Regions from separate parts of the Homo sapiens genome. Here region 1 is linked to region 2. Evidence: read pairs that join two places in POLR2A ChIA-PET (ENCODE). Cell type or tissue: Caco-2. All regions are shown on one strand.

What was found. ChIA-PET counts read pairs that join two places held together with the same protein. Peaks named below come from ENCODE experiments on the same cell type or tissue, not always from the same donor. Only the 100,000 strongest peaks of a DNase experiment are listed, where the experiment ranks them.
Region 1: POLR2A ChIA-PET joins it to region 2 with 15 read pairs; 4 of 35 experiments call an interaction of 5 or more read pairs at or near these places.

What each region holds. Positions count from the first base shown.
Region 1 is chr19:45,151,939-45,156,938 of GRCh38, forward strand. It overlaps NKPD1 (NTPase KAP family P-loop domain containing 1), which reads right to left. Exons shown (of 5, transcript NM_198478.4): 4 at 3,847-3,978; 5 at 1-1,837. LOC105372420 (a long non-coding RNA gene) reads left to right here and starts at 1,641. Exons shown (of 2, transcript XR_935986.2): 1 at 1,641-1,730. RefSeq lists enhancers at 867-1,492, 3,675-4,392 and silencers at 1,124-1,183, 2,712-2,938. In Caco-2, no CTCF peak of the experiment used is centred here; DNase peaks (open chromatin) are centred at 1,153, 1,883, 2,373, 2,743 and 1 weaker place; H3K4me3 peaks cover 2,062 bases.
Region 2 is chr19:45,282,219-45,287,218 of GRCh38, forward strand. The region is part of intron 12 of MARK4 (microtubule affinity regulating kinase 4); the gene reads left to right. Among named protein-coding and RNA genes, the nearest start is that of MARK4, 33 kb to the left of the region's middle. In Caco-2, no CTCF peak of the experiment used is centred here; no DNase peak of the experiment used is centred here.

The sequences.
Region 1 (5,000 bases), 130 kb before region 2:
TAAGGCCCACCTGGGCTGGATTGCCCTGGACGGAAGAGCGCACAGGCCACCGGCCATAGCTTGCCCCTGTGGGCCAAGTCCCCAGTGTGGTGGCCTTCGCCGGCTTGCCCTGAGGCACGGCCCGACGGGGGCGCCCTGGAGGCGCTGTTGGCCCGGTGGGCAGCGTGGGGGGTATCGCGGGTAGGGGACTTGGGCGGGCTGGGCGGCTTGAGCGCGCTGACGGCTCGGATGAGACCCATGCGCCGGCGGATGGAGTGGTCCAGGTTGACCGTGCAGCGCAGCAGGCTCTGCGCCTCGGCCACGGTGAAGGGGAAGTCGGCGCCCAGGAAGCGCTCGAAGAGCTCGGGGTCGCCGTCCAGGTCGAGCACGTTCTGCAACGCCTTGGTCATGGTGTGCAGCTCGCGGCTGTTGTCGCGGAAAACGTCCCAGAGGCGCGCGCGGCCCTCGGGCGCGCCCCCGGTCTGCTGCCGGTCCTCCAGGCACTGCAGCGCCCAGCTCAGGCGGCACGGCCACTGGTTGGCGAGCACCACCCACGCCACCGCCTGGCGCGGCGTGGGGCCCCCAAAGTCCCCCTGCTGCTGCTGCTGCTGCAGCAGGCGCACGGTGATGGGCACGGTGTTGACGATGCGCCGCATGGACACCACGTTGTCGGGCACGTACTCGTAGAGGCAGTCGCGCTCGTCGTGAAGGCAGAAGAGCGCCTCCTGGATTCGCCGCGCCGCCTCGTCGTCGATGCGGCCCTGCCCGCGCTCCGTCCCCGCCTGCGCCTGCACCGCCAGCAGCTGCGCGCTCTCGCCCCCGGCGTCCCCCGGCAGCCACGGCTTGCGCGTCATCTCGCGGTACAACAGGTCGTCGCGGCTCTGCACCGCATCGTGCAGGAACTGCAGCTTGGTGCGGCGGCCCATAATGGGCACAGAGAAGGGCAGCGTGACAGTGCGGTTGAGGAAGAGGTAGCCGTTATCGGCCGTGCCCTTCATGTTGCCCGCGCTCTCTAGGCACGCGGCCAGGATGCTGGGGTCCACGACCAGGATGAAGATGAAGGGCGCGTGGCTGTCGGACAGCAGCGTGTTGATGGCGTTGAGCACGCCCACCACGCGCTCCGGGTAGCACGTGTCCAGCCCGGTGACCTCCAGCACCACGCGCAGCCTGCGCCGCTGGTAGATCTCCAGGAAGCACAGGAAGTCGGTGAGCAGCTCCACCTCCTTCTTCACCTCGCACATGAAACCCAGCTGGCTGCCGAACTTTTCACGCGACACCAGCCGCTCGATCTTCTTGCGCTGGCTTACGAACAGGTGCTTGCCCACCGAGTACACGGCCATGAGCAGCCCCGAGCCCGACAGTGTGGTGGCCGCGCCGCCAAACACCTTGAGCAGGCTGCCGCTCGGGCTGCCGTGGCCCAGCGCGTGGCCGCCCAGTGACAAGTAGAGCAGCCCCACACCCAGGCCCAGCGCCGCCAGCAGCGCCAGCAGCCCCAGGCACACGCGGCGCCGACAATGCCACTCGCTCTGGCAGCAGTCCTGCCTGGTGGCCGGCTTGTTGCCCAGCACCGAGTACACGCTGAAGGGCAGTGCGCCATAGTGGCGGCGGATGCCCTCGCACAACGTGGTCACCAGGCCGGCCCACAGCTTGTCGGTGCCCGCGTACTGCCAGGCGCTAAAGCGGATGAAAAGGAACTGCACGTTCCTGCGCCGCAGGTGCACCTCGGTGATGATGGGCTGCAGGAACACCAGGTACCACAGTAGCTGCGGGACGCCCCAGCCGCTCACGGCACGCGGCCGCCACTGCACGTGCTGCAGCTCCTCGCTCTCGCGCTGCGCGGCCTCCTGCTGCATCAGCGCTGCGGGAAGGGAGCCCGGGAGCCGCGTGAGCCGCAGACCCGCCGGGGTGGGCGGGGCCTAGTACGGGCAGGGCGGAGCGCTCCTGGAGAGGCGAGGGGCGCCCAGCAGAGGCGAGGGGCTGGAAGCGAGCCGCGGCCGCTCCTTAAAGAGCTGGAAGCCGGTGCAGAAGCGGGGGCGTGGAGAGGCCTGGAGCCGGGCTTGGACCGGAAGCGGTCTGAAGGCCAGGCTGTGGGGTCGGGATGGGCAGAGGTAGAGCCGGCAGAGGAGAGATGGGAGGAGGCAAAAAGAGATACGAGGAAGAGCCAGGGATGGGCAAGAGGCTGGAGGCGGAGCGAGGGTGTGGAGGGCACCGGGAAGGTTCTGAGAGTGGGGCAGGGGACAAGTGGTCGGTGTAAGGGATGAATGAATGAGATGCTGAGGAGGAGCTATGCTAGGCAGCAGGATACACCCTCGGTCTTATCTTGTTGACTTAACTGCTCCTCCTGCAGGAAGCCCTCCCTGATCCCCAGGCTGGGTCGGGGGCCCTCAGCCATTCCTACTCTGGGTCATCACTGTCTGAGGACAAGTCTCTCTCCCCTGCTGGACTGTGAGCCGGAAGGGCAGGGTCCTGCTTGTCTTGGTCACCGTGTCCCCTGGGCACCAGAAGGTGCTTAGGGAATGCCTGAACAATAGATCATGAGAAATCTGAGGTCACAGAGTGAATGAGCGGGAGTGTCTACAGCACCCAGCAGGAGGAGTAGGGACTCTCTGTTCTTTATATCCTCTTCTCCTCCCGGGACCCTGTGACAACACAGGACAGGACAGTGAGTGCTCAATGGACAGTCAGTACAGGAAGGAAAGGCTATTGGGCCTGCACCAGGGCTGGGCACACGTAGGAGGAACGTCAGTCCCAGCCCCTCTGGCCCCACGTGGGGCTGAGGTCTGAGCTCCAGCAGGGCTTGATCCAGATCAAAGCTGCTGGGGAGGCCAGTCGCGGTGAGTCACGCCTGTAATCTCAGCACTTTTTGGGAGGCCGAGGTGGGCGGATCACATGAGGTCAGGAGTTCAAGACCAGCCTGGCCAACACGGTGAAACCCCATCGCTACTAAAAATACAAAAATTAGCCGGGCTTGGTGGTGGGCACCTGTAGTCCCAGCTACTTGGGAGGCTGAGGCAGGAGAATCGCTTGAACCTGGGAGGTGGAGGCTGCACTGAGTTGAGACTGCGCCACTGCAGTACAGCCTGGGCGACAGAGTGAGACTCCATTTAAAAAAAAAAAAAAAAAAAAGGCCAGGTGCAGTGGCTCATGTGTAATCCCAGCACTTTGGGAGGCTGAGGCGGATCACATGAGGTCAAGAGATCGAGACCATCTGGCCAACATGGTAAAACCCCGTCTACTAAAAATACAAAAAATTAGCTGGGCGTGGTGGTGAGCGCCTGTAATCCCAGCTACTTGGGAGGCTGAGGCAGGAGAGTCACTTGAACCCGGGAGGCGGAGGTTGCAGTGAGCCAAGATCGCACCATTGCACTCCAGCCTGGAGACAGAGCAAGATTCCGTCTCAAAAAAAAAAAGCTGCTGGGGAACCTGGCGGGTTGCAGTTCATGTCTTCAGTTGGCATCTATGTATCAGGTACTTTGTGACCACCAAGCCTTAAGAGGTGGGTCTGGGTGGCACAGAGGCCAGTAGGGGCTTGGCAGGAGCCTGCAGCCTCAATAAAGAGCCTGGGCTTTCTGCCTCAGGTGCTGGGGAGCATGGAAGGCACCAAGCACAGGAGGGACAGGGTCAGATCTGTCCTTCAGAAAGAGTCCTTGGAGTGGATTTGGTGGCAGAAGCAGGGAAGGGTAAAACTTGGGGGCAGCCAGGAGGCCAGAGAAGCAGAGCCCGGGGTAGAGGCATGGGCTTGGGGAGGGCCTGGGCTGGGGCAGGCTGGCCACAGGGGTGGGGGGATCTGGGGGAAGCCTGGAGCTGGGCGGGGACCAGAGGCCCTGTTTCTCATCCTCCCCCCAACAAACACACACAGCTCCTCACCCGTGATCTTGTCCAGCATCATGTGCAGGCGGCAGCCGAAAGGGGCATAGAAACCCACGGTCACAGGGACCGGCACGTGGCAGAGTGTCTTGGCCAGGCAGCTGCAGTAGACGTCATCCTCTGTCAGGATGTCTGGTGGTTGGGAGTGGGGACACTGAGTCAGGACCACTGGCCAGGCACCACCCTCCTCCCATCTGCCCTCCATGGCCCCCACTATCAGCCCCTTCCTGGCACCCTGTGCAAAGGGGACTCAGGTCAAACCCTGCAGTGGAGGTTTCTGTGGCCATCAGTGGCCCTCACCTCCAGGGCGAGCTGTGCCCCTTTGGGTCCCACCAGGCTGAGGCTGGGAGGCTGGAATCCCCCCAGCCACACACCAGAGGCTGAGGCTGCGGGAAGTCAGCTTTCCTGGCCCTAGGTCACCAGGCTTGCTTGGTCACTAGCCCGTGATTCCCCCGGGGAAAATCCCAAAGGCCTTTATTTGGGATACGAGGCCCTCAGATGCCAAGACACCACTTTCCACCATCAGCAGGACTCCAGGCCACTCCTGCCTGCTCTGCTGGCCCGGCCAGAGCATGGAGAGGCCCTGGGCCGCAGGCTCCTCCCACCGTCCTGTCCATCATGCTGGCAAGTCACTAATCCCACCTGAGCCCAGGGTTGGGAGAGAGATGACCAGACTGGAGCTCCAGTCCCAGCCCCACCGCCTTTGTCTGCAGACCCCAGGGAGAGCCACCTCTGAGAGGCTCATTTCCCTCTGAAGAGTGGGGCAGCAGAGACACCAGGGAGCAGGAATGCCAAAGGGTCTGGCCAGCGCCGGGCCCTTGGTCAATGTCATGGTCTCCAGTGGCCATTTAGGGCCCTGGGGACCAGGCACTGGCACTACGGCATCCACTCTGCAGAGGGCACCCTGTCCCCCAGTGAGGGTTGCTTCTTGGACCTGGAAATGGGGTATCAAAAAGGTAGGGTTCAGTCTTGGGGGGACACATGGGGCCAGCTTTGTGGTGCACAGTGGGGGTAACACAGCCACTTTCAGAGAGGCCTGGTGGGCTGTAGGAAACGGGCCACACCTGGCGGCAGAGCCAGGAGGCCAGGAAGCAGACTCAGGAGTAGTTCTACTGAGGTGTGGGTAGGCGGGTCTAATTCCAGCTCTGCCAGAT
Region 2 (5,000 bases):
TCAAAAAAATTAAAAAAAAAAAAAAAAGGATACACACCACCATCAGCACCCATTAGGCATGGAGACTTCTGAGAGGTCCCTTCACCCACACACTCATCAAATTTTAACCCTCTCTTCTATTTTTTTTAACGGCTTTATTAAGGTTAAAATTCATATACCAAACAACGTACCCATTTAAAGTGCACAATTCAGGCCGGGCATGGTGGCTCACGCCTGTAATCCCAGCACTTTGGGAGGCTGAGGGCAGGAGGATTGCTTGAGCCCAGGAGTTCTAGACCAGCCTAGGCAACATAGCAAGACCCCGTCTCTACAAAAAAATTAAAAATTGGCCAGGCACAGCGGCTCACGCCTGTAATCCCAGCACTTTAGGAAGCCGAGGTGGGAGGATCACGAGGTCAGGAGTTCAAGACCAGCCTGGCCAAGATGGTGAAACCCTGTCTCTACTAAAAATACAAAAAAAGCCAGGCATGGTGGCGGGCACCTGTAATCCCAGCTACTCGGGAGGCTGAGGCAGAGAATTGCTTGAACCTGGGAGGTGGAGGTTGCAGTGAGCCGAGATCACGCCACTGCACTCCAGCCTGGGCCACAGAGCGAGACTCCGCCACCCCGCCCCCTAAAAAATTAAAAATTAGGTGTGGTAGTACACGCCTGTGGTCCCAGCTACTTGGGAGGCTGAGGTAGGAAGACCACTTGAACCCAGGAGATCGAGGTCGTGGTGAGCCGTGATCGCGCCACTGTACTCCAGCCTGGGTTACAGAGCGAGACCTCATCTCAAAAAATAAATTAAAAAGTGCACAATTCAGTGGCTTTAATATATTTATAGAGTTGTACATCTATCATGATGACCGATTTCAGAACATTTTCATTACCCCAAAAAGAAAATTCACAACTTTTAGCAATCAACTTCCAGGCAGGGCATGGTGGCTCATGCCCGTAATCCTAGCACTTTGGGAGACTGAGGCAGGCAGATCACCTGAGCGCAGGAGTTCGAGACCACTGGGCAACATGGCGAAACCCCATCTCCACTATAAAATACAAAAATTAGCCGGGCGTAGTGGCAGGCGTCTGTAATCCCAGCTACTCAGGAGTCTGAGGCAGGAGAATTGCTTGAACCTGGGAGGCGGAGGTTGCAGTAAGCTGAGATCGCGCCACTACACTCTAGCCTGGGCGATAAGAGTGAGACTTCCTCTCAAAAAAAAAAAAAAAAAAAAAAAAAAATCAACTTCCAATCCCCCTTCCACCCTCAGCTACTAATCTACTTTCTATGTCGATGAATTTGGCTATTCTAGACATTTCAGGTAAATGGAATTACACGATGTGTGGCCTTCAGTGACTGGCTTCTTTCATTTAGCAGAAAGTTTTCAAGGTTCATCCATGATATGGGTATCAGCACTTCATTCCTTTTCATTGGCAAGTAATATTCCATTGCATAGATAGACCACATTTTGTTTATCCATTCATGAACACGTGGATTGCCTCCACTTTTTGGCTGTTGTGAATGATGCTGCTGTGAACATTTGTATCCGTGTTTTTGTGTGGCTGTGTTTTGCCGTCATTTCTCTTGGGTACGTATCTGGGAGTGGAATTGCTGAGTCATCTGGTAACTGTGTGTTTAATAATAGTTTGAGGAACTTTCAGGGTGTTTTCCAACTCTGTTCGTTTTACAGCCCTGCTTGTCTGCAGGGGTGAAGTTCTTACTCTGGGACAGGTACTAGGCTGTCTGCTTGTCTAATCTTTTTTTTCTCTGTCTTACATATCTCACCTTATCTTTTTCTAGATCTCTCAGCTCCTAGATTTCTTCTTTTTTTTCTTTTTTTGAGACAGAGTCTCACTCTGTCGCCCAGGCTGGAGTACAGTGGTGCGATGGTGGCTCACTGAAACCTCAGTCTCCCAGGTTCAACTGATTCTCCTGCCTCAGGCCCCCGAGCTGGAATTACAAGCCACCTTGCCCAGCTAATTTTGTATTTTTAGTAGAGACAGGGTTTCACCGTGTTGGCCTGGCTGGTCTTGAATTCCTGACCTGAGGTGATCCACCCGCCTCGGCCTCCCAAAGTGCTGGGATTGCAGGCGTGAGCCACTGTGCCCAGCCACTCCTAGATTTCTTTTCTTTTTTTTTTTTTTGGAGGCAAAGTCTCGCTCCGTTGCCCAAGCTGGAGTGCAGTGGCGCAATCTTGGCTCACTGCAAGCTCCACCTCCCGGGTTCATGCCATTCTCCTGCCTCAGCCTCCCGAGTAGCTGGGACTATAGGTGTCCACCACCACGCCCAGCTAATTTTTTGTATTTTTAGTAGAGATGGGGTTTCACTGTGTTAGCCAGGATGGTCTTGATCGCCTGACCTCATGATCCACCTGCTTTGGCTTTGGCTTCCCAAAGTGCTGGGATTACAGGCATGAGCCACCGCGCCTGGCCCGCTCCTAGATTTCTTACATCTCAGTTTTAGAATCCAGCCCAGGGCTGAGTGCAGTGGCTTACGCCTGTAATCCCAGCACTTTGGGAGGCTGAATTGGGTGGATCACTTGAGCTCTCAAGTTCGACACCAGCCTGGGCAACATGATGAAACCTCATCTCTACAGAAAAATACAAAAATTAGGCTGGGCGCAGTGGCTCTTGCCTTGTAATCCCAGCACTTTGGGAGGCCGAGCTGGGTGGATCACCTGAGGTCAGCAGTTTGAGAGCAGCCTGGCCAACATGGTGAAACCCTGTCTCTACTAAAAATATCAAAATTAGCCGGGTGTGGTGGTGAGCACCTGTAATCTCAGCTACTTGGGAGGCTGAGGCAGGAGAATTGCTGGAACCCGGGAGGCAGAGGTTGCAGTGAGCCGAGATTGTGCCATTGCACTTCAGCCTGGGCGGCAACAGCAAGACTCTGTCTCAAAAACAAAACAAAACAATTAGCTGGGCATGGTGGTGTGCACCTGTAATCCCAGCTACTTGAGAGGCTGAGGTGGGAGGATGGTTTGAGCCTGGGAGGCCGAGGTTGCAATGAGTCCAGATCGTGCCACTGCACTCCAGCCTGGGCGATAGAGCCAGACTGCCGTGTCTCAAAAAAAAAAAAAAAAAAAAAAAAGAATCCAGCCCAAGTGTTAGCTAGAATCTCCTTGGTCCACTCATCAGGATCAGGATGGAGCTCTGATATCGAGTCCAGTTGGGATTAATCTGCTGTAATGGGGGCACAGGAGGACACATTGCACAAAGTGGCTGCTGAAAGCCTGCGCTCTGACCTCCCCTCCACACTGAAGTGAGGGAGGAGAGAGGTGTCAGGGAATCTGAGACCCAGCATGAGCCCCACACGGGAAGTGGTGCTTCTGCCCTACCCCCACCATTGCTGGAGGTCAAACCATTCCCTGCCCCTGCGTCTTGTCTTTCCCACCTGTAAAATGACAGGGCGTGCCCAGAAAGTTCCTAAGGAGCTTGTGACTTTGGTATCATATGGTTAGAACGTGGTAACCTTCAGAACTCCCCACACTGAGACCTGAGTTCCAGGGATTCTCAGAGAGGGATTGCTGGCAGGTGCCAGGTATCTGTCATTGTCATTGTAGAGCTCTCAGCTTGTGGTTCTGGGACTTCTGAGCATGTATCGCTCCTGAGGATGTAACAAGCAGACCTTCTGACCCTCTCAAGTTTGAGATCACTTTTCACCCCCGGGTTCTAAAACAGTAGATTCCTAAGATGTTCCTAGAGACCAGAATTATTTTGTGTTGCTTTTGAAATTGTTCATACAATAACATCCTTGAAAATGTGTTAGTTTGGAAAGGATAGACAGTGAAAAAGTCTTCATCCAACACATATCCCCAGCTCCCAGTTTCTCAAATGCAGCAACTGTTACGGTTTTTTGTTGTTGTTTTTGTTTTGTTTTTTGACGGAGTCTCGCACTGTTGCCAGACTGGAGTGCAATGGTGTGATCTCTGCTCACTGCAACCTCTGCCTCCCAGGTTCAAGCGATTCTCCTGCCTCAGCCTTCCAAGTAGCTGGGATTACAGGTGCATGCCACCATGCCCAGCTAATTTTTGTATTTTTAGTAGAGACAGGGTTTTGCCATGTTAGCCAGGCTGGTCTCAATCTCCTGACCTTGTGATCCACCCGCCTTAGCCTCCCAAAGTGCTGGGATTACAGGCGTGAGCCACCGCGCCTGGCCCTGTTATGGGTTTTAATATGAATTCCTTTGGAGAGATTTTATTCATAAACAAACATGTAAAGAGATAAATATGGGACCGGGTGCGGTGGCTCACGCCTGTAATCCCAGCACTTTGGGAGGCCAAGGTGGGAGGATCGCTGGAGTCCAGGAGTTTGAGACCAGCCTAGACAACATGGCGAAATCCTGTCTCTACAAAAAAAAATACAAAAATTAGGTGGGCATGGTAGTGTGTGCCTGTAGTCCCAGCTACTTGGGAGGCTGAAGTGGGAGGATGGCTTGAGCCTAGGAGGCCAAGGTTGCAGCAAGCTGAGGTCACACCACTGTACTTCAGCTTGGGCAACAGAGTGAGATCCTGTCTCAATAAAAAAATTAAAAAAAAGAAGGAAACTTAAGATATATAAAAACAATAAATTCTCCCCTTTTGAAACAAGTTATAGTCCTTTGGAGATATTCATATATAAGCAAGTAGATATAGATACACACTTTTTTGCTTTTGTAGACAAATGATAACACATTGTTGACCCATCTCTTGTCTTGCCTTTTCTACTTTCCAGTCCGTCATGAAGATCATTCTGTACTGGTGCATAAAGTGCTTCCTTATTCTTTTTTATAGCTGCATAATTTTCCACTGTGGAAATACCTTGACTTATCTAGTCATTCCTCTACTAAGGGGCATTTAGGCTGTTCCCAGTCTAATGGTACAGGCCAGGTGGGGTGGCACACACCTGTAATTCCAGCTACTTGGGAGGCTGAGGCAGGAGAATTGCTTGAACCCAGGAGGTGGAGGTTGCAGTGAGCGGAGATCGCACCACTGCACTCCAGCCTGGCAACAGAACCAGACTTTGTCTCAAAAAAAAAAAAAAAA